Regions from separate parts of the Mus musculus genome. Here region 1 is linked to region 2. A link is a contact called in ENCODE Hi-C data. All regions are on one chromosome and are shown on one strand. The core of a region is the stretch at or near the end of the contact, and the rest is flanking DNA. Distances in the headings are between cores, read along the strand shown. Region 1 overlaps Drd3 (dopamine receptor D3). Region 2 holds the start of Spag6l (sperm associated antigen 6-like).

Region 1 (7,087 bases), core at 2,927-5,426, about 27 Mb before region 2:
TGCTAGATCTGCATGAGTGTGTCTTTTTTTTCTCTCTCTCTCGCTCATGGATTTGTGTAAATTATAAGGCTGTCACAGACATGTTGGAAAGAAATCAGTTTCTTTCTGCCAGTAGTTTGGACCGACCGAAAATAAATCCACTTTCCTAGGCCAATCCTTGTTTTTAAATTTCTTTTGGAATACAGGGAAACAATGCAGTGGTTTATGGGCCTCAGGTTGAGAAGGCCTGCTCTAGAGGGAGAGGTTTTTAGTTGTTTTTTTTTGGGGGGGGGGAGGAATAGCCAAAAATCAAAAGTAAAATCACTCCTCTAATTATTCACTTCACTTCTCTTCATCTTATTTATAATCTTTAAAAATTAAAAAAAAAAGAAGAAGAGGAAGAGGAAGAGGAAGAGGAGGAAGGAGAAGGAGAAGGAGAAGGAGAAGGAGAAGGAGAAGGAGAAGGAGAAGGAGAAGGAGAAGGAGGAGAAGGAGAAGGAGGAGGAGGAGAAGGAGAAGAAGAAGAAGAAGAAGAAGAAGAAGAAGAAGAAGAAGAAGAAGAAGAAGGAGAAGGAGAAGGAGAAGGAGAAGGAGAAGGAGAAGGAGAAGGAGAAGGAGAAGGAGAAGGAGAAGGAGAAGGAGAAGGAGGAGAAGGAGAAGGAGGAGGAGGAGAAGGAGAAGAAGAAGAAGAAGAAGAAGAAGAAGAAGAAGAAGAAGAAGAAGGAGAAGGAGAAGGAGAAGGAGAAGGAGAAGGAGAAGGAGAAGGAGAAGGAGAAGGAGAAGGAGAAGGAGAAGGAGAAGGAGAAGGAGAAGGAGAAGGAGAAGGAGGAGAAGGAGAAGGAGAAGGAGGAGAAGGAGAAGAAGAAGAAGAAGAAGAAGAAGAAGAAGAAGAAGAAGAAGAAGAAGAAGAAGAAGAAGAAGAAGAAGAAGAAGAAGAAGAAGAAGAAGAAGAAGGAGAAGAAGAAGAAGAAGAAGAAGAAGAAGAAGAAGAAGAAGAAGAAGAAGAAGAAGAAGAAGAAATATGTGTGTCTGCTTTAGTATGAGCCAGTTTCTGAAGGAGTCAAAAGAGGGCATCAGATTCCTTGGAACCTGAGTTACAGGTGGTTCTGAGCCTCTCAGTGTGGATGCTGGGAACCAAACTCAGGTCCTTTGTAAGAACAACAGTGCTATAAACCTCTGGATTATTTCTTCTCATCTTTTTAAAAGCAGGTTTTTTGTGGGTGAAAAATGGGGCTATAAATGAAAACTTTTCACCTCATTGAATATATTTTTCCCAATTGATATGGGAAACTAATAACTGCTGATGCCACAATTGTTGCTTGGGAAGATGGCAAGTGGTTGCACAAGTCACTTGGGGTGTGTGGGGTTGACTGGGGACAGAGGTTTATTACAACAACTACAGACTATTGGATAGACTACAGACTGGAGACCTCCTGAAACTTCCTGTTTGGCAGAGTTGAGTTCAACCTAACAGTGAATCCCACTGACGTGAAGCTGCCTCCACAGTCAGGGTTTAGCTTGGAGGTAAAGCTCATTTCCAGTTGAGCGCAAGGCATCATGGGTGAGTAGCTTTAGGTTGTGTGCTCCCAGACCTGCTTGTCACTAGACTGTGGCCGGATTTCCTGTGTGCCCATCACATTAGAGGATGGGCATCCAAGCTCTTCCAGATCTAAGTTTCCCTTTTAGCGAATCCATCATTCGTGAGAATCCCTACTCCTTTGTTTCCCAGTGGGAGGTATGAAACCACTATTATCTGTTTTTGAACTGAGGTGCAATTCTTCTTTAAAAACCTTATTTTTAATAATTGGTGTCATTTCAAGATCCAAATACTTTCCCTGTCCTACGCATTCTTTTCTGCCCTCACCCTCAGTTTAGGTTATTTCTTCTATGGTGTGTCTCTGCCTGAATCAACCCTGTTCTATTTTGATGTTTCATGTCGTGTGTGTGTGTGTGTGTGTGTGTGTGTGTGTGTGTGTGAGAGAGAGAGAGAGAGAGAGAGAGAGAGAGAGAGAGAGAGAGAGAGAATGGGCTTTATTACAATTGCTTACAGGAGTGTAGGCAAGGGGTTATTTACAGAAACATGGGCACTTTATCAATGGCTAAGTCACTGAAGGAAATGTCTTACCCCCAGCAATCATTATCTATAATCCCTCAGAAGGGTGGGTCACTTTCTCTATTTCTCTATGGTTTCTTATTTTTGAATATTTTCTCCTGTCCAAACTGGGACCCAAATCCTCTGACTCCAGCACAGGTACTCCTCCAGCAATGAAGGGATTAATTCTCAATAAACCTAACAGAAAGTGTTATAAGTGGAAAATGCACTTAATGCATCCAGCCTGCCCAAAGCATAGCTCAGCAGCACATAGCCATGGCAGTATTGATTTCCTCTTGGGGTCATGAGACTGAATGGGAGCTGTGACTCCTGATGCTTCTCAGCACACTTGGGATATTGTGCTGTGTACAGCTAGCCTGGGAGAAGATCAGAATTCAAAATTTGAGATGTGGTTCCTATTGAATGTGTATTACTTTCATACCATCATAACGATGAAAAAAACATTATAAGTTGGACCATTGGTAATGGGGACTGTTTATATTTCAAATATTCTCCTGCATTCTTTCTTCCCTTCTGAATCCTTATATAACTGCCTAGAGTATCACAAAAAGTGCTTAACCAAGTGGAACCAAGGAGGATCTGTGTGCTTGAAGAGAGAGCTCCAGCCTGCAGTACTGTAAAGCCCGGAAATTAGAAACTGAAGAGCTAATCTGAGAGAACTTCACAGCACTACCTAGAAAAGAGTCTCCCCGAGAACGATGAGCACTGAATTAAAGAGCTAAACTAGGGGCCCTCTGAAATACAACTTGTAAGGCAGCCCATATACTTTTTGTCCTATGACAAAGACAGAGGTAGTTCTGTGACTGGCCCCTGTGAGTTTTCTGTTACACACTTCCAGAGGGCAGGCTCCTGTGCGTCCTTAGTAAGGAAGGTGACACTTATGACAGCTGACTGTACCTCATGTTGATTGTGCCTTCTCAGCTGTCCCTGCATTCCAGTGGGATCCCTGAGAACCCCGAGCTACTGATGTGTTCCTTGGGAAGGGGCACAATTTTAAACTATGCTAATGCCAGTTCTGATGGGGCGATCGGTCCCAAGAAAGTTCTGTGTTATAAGCCAGTGCAATTGAATGCCTCTGGACACTTCCACAATTTCTCTCTTGTGTAGATGGTAGGATGTGCATATATGAAGCTTATAGCTTATCACTTTGCCTGTGCACGGGGTCTCTATGAAAGAAGGCTGAGCAGAAAGAATGGTGGAGAAATGGAGTTGGAACCCTTATCAAAGTATGCCTTCAGCCTGTGCCACCTTAGGACTGTTAAAAGGGGAGTCAGCTCATTGTGCTTACAATTTAAGCTGAGTTGGACTTATAACTAAAACTGTTTGAGCCGGGCATGGTGGCTCACTTAGGAGGCAGAGGCAGGCAGATTTCTGAGTTCGAGGCCAGCCTGGTCTACAAAGTGAGTTCCAGGACAGCCAGGGCTATACAGAGAAACCCTGTCTCGAAAAACAAAAACAAAAACAAAACAAACAAACAAACAAAATTAAAACTGTTTGAGCGGACAGCCTTACAGATCATACTTTCTAGTCAACAAGGTACCCTTTTAGGTGATGACAAATGAGACTAACTTCAGCCCAGCATGAAAAGTATTGCTATCCCATTTTATCCATGTAATTTCAAGTCTTCATATGCCCTATTTGGAGTCACTATCAAGTGACCCTGCATTGGAATGACACCCATTCCAGTGAATTCCAGTGGAGGTGGTGTTGGGTGACAATTTATTGCCCATTTGACAGCATTTCCTCAGCCTCTGTGTTTTCCTTTTTACCACAACTTAAAATTTAACTTTTTTCTTTTTTGGCCTTTTCCAGCTCTTGACTCAATTCTGGCCAGTTAGACTGAAATTCCTTGGGGAGATGGTTCAAGTTGAGCTGTTTCAGATTTCTCTACCTTCTCCCCTTTCTCCCTCACCCTTTCCCTCCATCTTCCCCCATTTCTCTCTCTGTTCCCTGCCATCCTATATTTGGACACTGATAAGATGCCTGAGGCTTTATCAGCTAGTCTGTCATAGTGTAAGGAAGTAGGTGACTTGCCCAAACAGCCAAGGGAACAGATAGAAGGCTTTGCGCCTGGATATCATAGGGCAGCTGGATAACATCAGCAGACACCTCCCTCCAGAATTCTGGCATGGGACAGAAATAACCTGTTTTGTTTACATCGAAGCGAGTCAGGCTTGCCTGAATATACAACATAATAGTCTCCTCTAACTCACCCATGCTACTATGGGAAGGCCAGTCAATTTTGTTCAGAAAAGATAAATGTATCCAAGTCAGACTATGGATTTTGTGAGTCTTCTGGCTCTCAGATAGTTTTCTTCTCATGTGTGTCCTATCCTCCGAGGGCTCTCAGATCTTTAAGCTGACAGCAGCACCGTACAATATTGTTTCCTCTTAGGTACGAATAATAATTACTAGACCAGCCACTCGAACTGCATCATCTTCAGGACACATTAAGAAGCATGGAGGTTGGCTTTTGTCTTGGACACAATCAAATCTTAGTTGAATCATGGCTGCTTTAAATCTTACCCTCTGCTCTAGCAAGATAAACCCTTGACTACTGGAGAAAGACCCAGATACTGAATTGTATTGACTAGAGGCTAGTCTCTAAAGCCTTGAGGTAACTTGACAAGAACAAAAAGTGTCTTCCAGAGTCAACCCATTTCCCAGTGGGGTATAGCTCTGCTCCTCCATGCATTTAGGTGAATATAGGCTTCATCAACCATGCACCGACTTTCTGAAAACTGTCCTGAACAATGGGGTGCTGTTTTTCATTGTTGTTTTGGGGGATAGTGGATGACTAACAGCTTGATCACATCTATTTTCACTGGACACAACCGCGAGACACAGCTCCAGAGAGTCTGTTAAGGCCTTTGGTCAGGTTTCTGATGGTTTTCTACAAAACTGGTTGCTCTCTTGTGTTCAACAGTAGATTGGGGACATCATTGATATTGGTAACTGTGGTCAGAAGGGGATTGCCATGCTGTTCTAGTGCAGAAAAGTCACAATACTCATGTTCTAAATAAGTACGGACAGAAAGTTTCCATTAGGGTCCAACCAGACTTCCTGAAGCAAACACCAATAGGCAGTTCAACAGAGCCCCTCTTTGGTCAACATCACTTTCCTTGTTGGGAGCCATTTAGGCAACGCTATTGTCCTGATCTCTGAATTGGGCCTCTCCCCCCGAGAAGAAAAGAGGGTCAAAAGCAGGCCACCGACACATGGATTCCGAGAACTACAGGATGTTCCAGCCCTGGGTCATCACCGCTCTCCTGACCACACCCTGACACCACCAAGTTCCTGCTTCCCCGTGTAGCTGTCAAAAGAAAGAATTTCTATTGCCCCTCCTCCCATAAGTACTTCTCCTTTTGCTTGTATTGCCCTGCCCCTCCCACTGATAAGTATCTGTACTTCCCCCTTTGCTTGTGCATTTAAACCTTGGACCTTTCTCAATACATTGGGGTCTTGATACAACTTCAGAACGGTTTCCGTGTCGTTATTCGTACAAGACCCTCGTCTCTCTCTACCCCCCATTTGGTTATTAGGAGGAGGTCCCCTCGAGATCCTCGAATAACTGGACCTGCTGGATGGGTCAAGTGGCGCCCGACGTGGGGCACGAGGTACGACTGCCCTCCGGACAACGGATTAAGGATTAAAGAGGTACCGCGCAGACAGAGAAACAGTGGGACAGTCCACCGACACTTCACTCGAGTGTCGAGTACGGACGTCGGGAGGTAAGCCTAGGCATTCAGTTGTTGTCCCATTAACCATGGGGCATTTAGTGAAGAGATAAAGGGTTCTCTTAAGGAGAGAGGGATAAGAGTTTTAAAAAAAGGGGAATTTAATAATATATTTTTGTTTTGTGGACAAGAGATGTCCATGGCTGGTATTAAATGGTTCTGAAACTTAGAATAAAGTAGGCAAAGAAATCAATAGTTTAATAAAACAAGGAGAAGATGTCCATGAGTCCTTTTTTAGTTATTGGGGAATCATCAGAGATCTCCTTGAGCAGGCAGAAAAGGGCGGAAAAGGTGCTCGCCTCTTAGCCCTTACTGAAGATTTTTTAGAAAACTCCCAATCGCCATCTCGCAAAAGCAAGACTAAGCCGCCTGCGCACAGTATCTCTATTAGAAGGTTTAGCAGAAGGCTACTTGGTACCCAATAAATAAAATAAAGTTATTCAGTCTGTCCTCACTAGAGGCCAATATTTAACTTGAAAGTCAGAGTTTGTGGAAGACAGCCTCCTGGACTGCTGACAAAATCTGTTGTTAAGGCAATTTCGCTGCAGACATAAAACAATTAGGGCTCTCCCCTGGTGTCCTCGCCCAGACGGCACAAGCGGCCCTGAGAGCTTGGCGCACTGTCCCTGCTACAGGGGCACTAACTATGCCCCTAACCAAGATTATACAAGGGCCCCAAGAGTCCTATGCGCAGTTCGTTGCCAGATTGCAGGAAGCAGCTGAGAAAATTTTGGGACCTGAGGGTCTGTTAGTCCGACAACTTGCTCTTGAAAACGCCAATTCAGCATGTAGGGCTGCTCTGAGAGGTAAAACCAAGAGTTTAGATATAAATGGTATGATCAAGCTTTGTAATGAGGTAGATGTGTTTTCTCAACAAGTTTCTAAGTCTATTAACCTGGCCATTGGGGCTGCTCTAACTCCAGCTCCAAGATTGGTGCCAAGCCCCATTGGCCCAAGTTAAAAGTAGACATCTGTGTCCTCACATTGGGTATAGATGCCGCCTGGGGCACCCCTGATTATTATATGCCTCAATTAACAGCAGTTAACACAGGTAAATTTGAGCCCCCTCCTCAAAAGACGTTTTTTCTCATCATCGGCCGAGTGTCCAGACTTTTACAAGGCCTAATGGTGACTCCTACAGTGGTTGACACCGACTACCATGGGGAGATAAAAATCTTAGTCACCGCCACGCAGGAACCACTTACCCTTAGGGCTAGAGAGCGCATAGCCCAAGCCTTACCACTCCCACTATTCGGCC
Region 2 (6,812 bases), core at 2,514-5,013:
CGTGGTTTCCGTCCTTGTATTTTTTTTTTTCTGTTATTATCCTTTGAAGGGCTTCATTAGTGGAAAGATAATGTGTGAATTTGGTTTTGTTGTGGAATACTTTGCTTTCTCCATCTATGGTAATTGAGAGTTTTGCTGGGTATAGTAGTCTGGGTGGCATTTGTGTTCTCTTAGGGTCTGTATGACATCTGCCCAGGATCCTCTGGCTTTCATAGTCTCTGGTGAGAAGTCAGGTGTAATTCTAATAGGTCTGCCTTTATATATTACTTGACCTTTTTCCCTTACTACTTTTAATATTCTTTCTTTATTTTGTGCATTTGGTGTTTTGATTATTATGTGATGGGAGGAATTTCTTTTCTGGTCCAGACTATTTTGAGTTCTGTAGGCTTCTTGTATGTTCATGGGCAACTCTTTCTTTTTTTTCTTTTTTTTGGTTTTTCGAGACAGGGTTTCTCTATATTGCTCTGGCTGTCCTGGAATTCACTCTGTAGACCAGGCTGGCCTTGAACTCAGAAATCTGCCTCCCTCTGCCTCCCAAGTACTGGGATTAAGTGCACCACCACCGCCTGGCTGCAACTCTTTCTTTTTTTTTTTTTTTCCATTTTTTATTAGGTATTTAGCTCATTTACATTTCCAATGGTATACCAAAAGTCCCCCATACCCACCCACCCCCACTCCCCTACCCACCCACTCCCCCTTTTTGGCCCTGGCGTTCCCCTGTACTGGGGCATACAAAGTTTACGTGTCCAATGGGCCTCTCTTTCCAGTGATGGCCGATTAGGCCATCAACTCTTTCTTTAGGTTAGGGAACTTTTCTTCTATCATTTTGTTGAAGATATTTACTGGACCTTTAAGTTTGAAATCTTCACTCTCTTCTATACCTATTATAGTTAGGTTTGGTCTTCTCATTCTGTCCTGGATGTTTTGGGTTAGGATCTTTTTGCGTTTTTCATTTTCTTTGATTGTTGTGTCAATGTTTTCTATGGTATCTTCAGCACCTGAAATTTTCTGTTTTGTCTCTTGTATTCTGTTGCTGATGCTTTCATCTATGGTTCCTGACTTCTTTCTTAGGTTTTCTATTTTCAGAGTTGTCTTCCTTTGTGATTTCTGTATTGTTCCTATTTCCATTTTTAGATCCTGATGGCTTTGTTCAATTCCTTCATCCTCTTGTTTTTGTTTCCCTGCAATTCTTTAACGGATTTTTTTGTTTCCTTTTTAAGGGTTTCTACCTGTTTACCTGTGTTCTCCTGTATTTCTTTAAGGGAGTTATTCATGTCCTTCTTAAAGTCCTCCATCATCATCATCATGAGAAGTGACTTTAGATCCATATCTTGCTCTTTTGGTGTGCTGGTGTATCTAGGACTTGCTATGGTTGGAGAATTGGGTTCTGATGATGCCAAGTAACCTTGGTTTCTGTTGCTTATGTTCTTATGTTTGCCTCCCACCATCGTAATCTCAAGTGTTCCCTGCTCTTGGTATATCTGATTGGATCCTGTCCTTCCTGTAATCCTGGTTGAGTCAGAACTCCTCAGAGTCCAGGTTTTTCTGTGATCCTGTGATTCTGGGAACCTGTGATTCTGAGATTCTGGGTGTGTCAGAGTTCCTGGGACTCAAGCTTCCTCTGAGACCCTGAGATCCTGGTGTGACCAAGCTCCTGGGATCCTTGGATCCTGGGATCCTGGGAGTGGAGCACCCTCTGGGGACCTGGGAGTGGAGACTCCTCTGGGGACCATGGGACTCTCTGCTGAGTTTGTGTCTAAGGTAGATTGGCACTGAATGGCCTCACTCTGAATCTTATTCCTTAAAGTCAAGCAAAGGTCTAGTATCAGCATGCAAACTTCAGAATTGGAAGATCAGGAGCATTTCTGGAGAGCCCTGGGAAAAAAGGACTAACACACTGCTTTTTCTCTAGTCCCTAACTACTCTGGGAGCACCATCAAATATCAGCACTTTATCAAGAGAGCTCAGATATGGGTGAGATTTAAAAAAGTTATTGTAGAGGATTCCAAAGATGAGAACCAAATAAACATGCATGTCCATCCCCTCTATTGTGTTTCCTGTCTTGCCAGCACTCTACAGAAGTAAGTGCTATCTGCCCACTTGATATCTGGTGAAGCTGTCAGATATTTAAAGGAGACACATTACTGAAATATTTGGTAGTTTTCAAAAAAGAATCTAGGAACCAGTGGTAGAGTAAGTGTAATGCATAGACCGTTAAAAGTAACTGGAGGCTTTTTCAGTTAAGAGTTAGTCTGTTTAGCTAGGCATGGTGGCAATCAGGAGATAGAGGCAGGCAGAGCTCCCTGAGTTCAAAGCCAGCCATACTCCCATAGTAAATTCCAGGGCATGTATGGCTATGTAGAGCGAGACTGTTTCAAACACCCATCCACACACCCAAACTCACACCACTCACTCAACCCTCCCCTCCCCCCAGCTGTTTTGTGTGAGAATGTAAATAACATCAAACAACCCTTTTGTTTAAAGTACATTTACCCTGAAATATGTCTGAAATTTGATCTCATTCCTATAAAGCCAGTTTATGACACGGTGTGAGGGACTACTGTATATGGCTTAAAAATTGTTGCATTAAAAAATTGTTAAATTTATGCTTGTTTGAAATTTTCAAAGAATACCTTTACTAAGAAAAAGAAAACTGGGTTTCTCTGTATTCAAGATATAGTCCCTGTGATGGTTTGTATATCCTTGGAACAGGGAGTGGCACCATCTGAAGGTGTGGCCTTGTTGGAATAGGTGTGACCTGGTTGGAATGGGTGTGTCATTGTGGGTGTGGGTATAAGATCCTCACCCTAGTTGCCTGGAAGTCAGTCTTCCACTAGCAGCCTTTGGATGAAGATGTAGAACTCTCAGCTCTGCCTGAGCCATGACAGCCTGGATGCTGCCATGCTCCCACCTTGATAATAATGGACTGAACCTCTGAACCTGTAAGCTAGCCCCAATTAAATGTTTTTTTATAAGACTTGCCTTGGTCATGGTGTCTGTTCACAGCAGTAAAACCCTGACTAATACAGTCCCCATCCTGTTTTGGAAATGTCACTCAGCCACAAAATAAAGCTTGACTTTAAAACCAAATAGCCAAAGAGATGCAGATCACAAACTTGTTATTTATTGTAACCCTTGGGGCTAGAGTGTTGGCTCAGTGAGTTCAGAGCACTGACTGCTCTTCCAGAGGTCCTGAGTTCAATTCCCAGCAACCACATGGTGCGCACAACCATCTGTAATGGGATTCAGTGTCCTCTTCTGGTGTATCTGAAGACAGATACAGTGTACTTACATACATGAAAATAAATAAATAAATTAATTAAAAAAAAGAGTAATTCTGGACCATAGGATATTAATTATATTATTTGTTCTGCTTTTCCTACTGAATATTTCAGACTGCTTAGTCGCTGTCTTAAGTGCAATTAAGTAAGTATACAGTTGTGAGTTTTCGGAGATCTGGAAACCAAAAATGTCATGTGTACCAGGGATACACCAGAAACAAAACACTGTGTTAAGGTTGCTTTGACAATACTGTTATCAACCAGATTATTTGGTGGTTACATGCTTGGTTGTTCTTGACTGTGTGTGGTGCCCGCAACCTGTAGGCGTCGCACCAGCCACTCTGGTGGGTTGGTGTGTAGAGGACCTTGTCTCCTGACAGTCTTCTGCCCAAGAGACACCCTCCCCACCCCAGGCGGGTGCAACAACCGGCAAGCGGTTGATAAAGTGTAACAGCCTTCCCCACTCTGGCCGTGACGTCACGACCTTTGCTGGTGGTTGTATCCGGTTGCTGTCGGTTGCCCTGGAGACGCATACACAGAGGAACGGATCCCACTACCAGCTCAACGGTGGCGGAGGTCCTGGTAGCTGCCCACCACTTGGACCTGGAGAAGCAGGTGCGGCGCCATGAGCCAGCGGCAGGTGCTGCAAGGTATGGCAAAGGCTGGCGGGCACTCGGGAGGGTTGGCGTCTCGGGCCACAGGGCACCTCTACCGGGTCTGTCTCCTCAGTGTTCGAGCAGTACCAGAAAGCCCGGACGCAATTCGTGCAGATGGTGGCAGAGCTGGCGACAAGACCCCAAAACATCGAAACGCTGCAGAATGCAGGTAAGACTGCACCCCACGCTTGTCTGCCTGTCTCACCTGCCACCCTATCCTATTCTCCTATCCCTCAGGCCCTGGCCTCTTCCATCCCCTGACTCCCATCAGCTGTACCTGTAACCCTTAGCTGCTGTCCTCTTGGGTTTCTTACCTGCAGAGGTATTGTTCGTTTGCTTTGTTTTGTTTTGTTTTGTTTTGTTTTGTTTTGTTTTGTTGTTTGTGTGTGTGTGCCTGGTGAGTCAAAGGAGACGCCTCCAAGTTCCTCCTGTACAATCTCCAGTCCCCTTAGCGGAGGTGGGGTGGGGGTGGGGGTGGGGGTGGCGGTGGCGCTGGCAGGTTGTCAGGTTCATTCAAAGCAGTATGAATTTCCTGGAAGTTGTTTAGCATAGATCTTATTCTGAGAGAGAGAGAGAGAGAGAGAGAGAGAGAGAGAGAGAGAGAGAGAGAGAGAGAGAGAGAGAGAGAGAGAGGAGAGAGAGAGAGAGATCCCTGTCCCTGCCAGGTATGTCAGTAAGAAGAGGAGGAGGGAGGAGGGAGGAAGGAGAGTTTCATTTGCCCAGATCAAGCATGAGCTACTAACTGAACTCTGAGATTGCTATCACTATTTTGTCTTGAGAAACCTTTAGTTTATTGGATATCTCTCTCTCTTTCTTTCTTTCTTTCTTTCTTTCTTTCTTTCTTTCTTTCTTTCTTTCTTTCTTTCTTTCTTTCTTTCTTTCCTTCCTTCCTGGAGACAGTGTTTCTCTGTGTAGCCTTGACTGTCCTGGAATTCACTGTGTAGACCAGGCTGACCTGGAACTCAGACATCCTCCTGCCTCTGCCTCCTGTGACAGCTAGGATCAAAGGTGTGCACCACTACCACCAGGCATATTATAGGATATCTTTAAAACTAACTTAAATACCCTGTACCTTTTTGGTCCTTTGTTTTGTCCTTTGGATTTTGGTGTTTATTCTCGGATATTTTCTTTATTTTTAAAATTTTTTATTCTTTTCTCAAATATTTATATCCTGACCAAAGTTCCCTCTCCCTCTATTCCTTCCAGTCTCTTCTCTTCCCTCTCCCCTATATCCATCCCTCCTGTTTCCCTTAAAAAGAAAAAAAAATCAGGTCTCCCAGGGATGCCAACTGAGTTGGATAACGAGTTACAATGAGGCTGGACACAGACCCTCAAACCAAGCCTGGGCAGGCAACCCAGGAAGAAAATGTCCTAAGAGTCAGAGGCCCTACCTCCTCCCTGAATTATTAGGAATCCCACAAGAACACCAAGCTACACCAAGAACACTAGTATGTGCAAAGGACCTAGCATAGACCCATATAGGGTTTGTGATTGTCTCTTAAGTCTCTGTGAGGCCCTATGAGCCCTGCTTATTAGATTCTGTGGGGTGTGTTCTGAGACCTTGACCCCTTTGGTTCCTATGACTCTGTAGAGGTGTAAGGTAAGCTTTTAGAATAGGATTTTTAAAATCTTTATCAGTATCCTTTTTATCTTTAACTTAAAAAATTGAGATAAGTATAGATTCATGTGCCCTTTGCTCATTTAATTCCCTAGTGATGTATTTCAAAAGTTTGGTTTTTTTTGTTTGTTTGTTTTGTTTTTGTTTTTTCGAGACAGGGTTTCTCTGTATAGCCCTGGCTGTCCTGGAACTCACTTTGTAGACCAGGCTGGCCTCAAACTCAGAAATCTGCCTGCCTCTGCCTCCTGAGTGCTCAAAAGTTTATTGTTAGTACAGTTATGATGCCAATATTGACAGAAACTGATTAATTCCATTCATGTTTCCCCAGTTGTATTGTCTTGTGTGTATTTCACTCTGTGCACTGTCATCTCCTGTGTGCTCACCATCATGATACTCAGGGAAAACTATACTTAGGTCAGTATACAGGATCCACGCCCACCTCCTTCTGTACTCCACCCTAGCAGCCACTGAACCAGTACCAATTTCTAAGATGTTGTCATTAAAGAATTGGTTGTTTTGGGGCTGGAGAGATGCCTCAGTCATGGTGGCGCATGCCTTTAATCCCAGCACTTGAGAGGCAGAGGCAGAGGCAGGCGGATTTCTGAGTTTGAGGCCAGCCTGGTCTACAGAGTGAGTTCCAGACAGCCAGGGATACACAGAGAAACCCTGTCTCAGAAAAAAAAAAAAAAAAAAGATTATACTGTTTCTCCTGAGGAACTGAGTTTGGTTCCCAGCACCAAGGCTAAAGTGCTCACAATCTATAACTCCAGCTCGAGGAGATCCAATGCCTCTAGTCTCCATGCACTCATGTGTACACACACACACACACACACACACACACACACACACACAGACACACACACACACAGTTACAAATAAAATAAACTTTTTTGCAGTTATTTTATGTAAATGAATTTTCTTTATTCTCTGTTCTCACAATCCTCAAGATTCCATAGTACAAATGCCTGGTTCATTATTGAATTTTACATTTTCATTACATCATTTTCCTCCCATGATCTCCTCCCATTTTTGTCTACCCTGCCTTCTAAATTCATGGCCTCTTCCTCCTTGTTACATATACATATGAATGAATAAATCCTGAATGCAGTCTGATGAGTCCATTCAGTACTGGCTGCACGCCTTTGTTTCTAGGGCGATGGTACTGGGTGACCACTCCAGGGACTCATCCCTGGGGAAGACTAGTTCATTCTCTCTTAGCAGTTGGTAATTGCTTGTAGCTTTCATCTAGGAAAGGGA

The links. Hi-C counts contacts between places; a loop is a spot of excess contacts on that map.
Region 1: a loop to region 2 is called in a map of regulatory T cell, with 81 times the contacts of the local background. The contact joins the enhancer-like site here to the promoter of Spag6l in region 2. A Hi-C loop is called at or near these places in 2 of 37 maps with a recorded cell type or tissue (T-helper 17 cell and regulatory T cell).

What each region holds. Positions count from the first base shown.
Region 1 is chr16:43,769,645-43,776,731 of GRCm38, reverse strand. All of the region lies in intron 1 of Drd3 (dopamine receptor D3), which reads right to left. Among named protein-coding and RNA genes, the nearest start is that of Drd3, 11 kb to the right of the region's middle. Within about 2 kb of position 4,176, at least 1 of the 3 ENCODE cell types and tissues checked has a DNase peak (open chromatin) inside an H3K27ac peak, as active enhancers do.
Region 2 is chr16:16,826,314-16,833,125 of GRCm38, reverse strand. Spag6l (sperm associated antigen 6-like) reads left to right here and starts at 3,763. Exons shown (of 11, transcript NM_015773.2): 1 at 3,763-3,931; 2 at 4,011-4,106. The coding sequence starts at 3,907.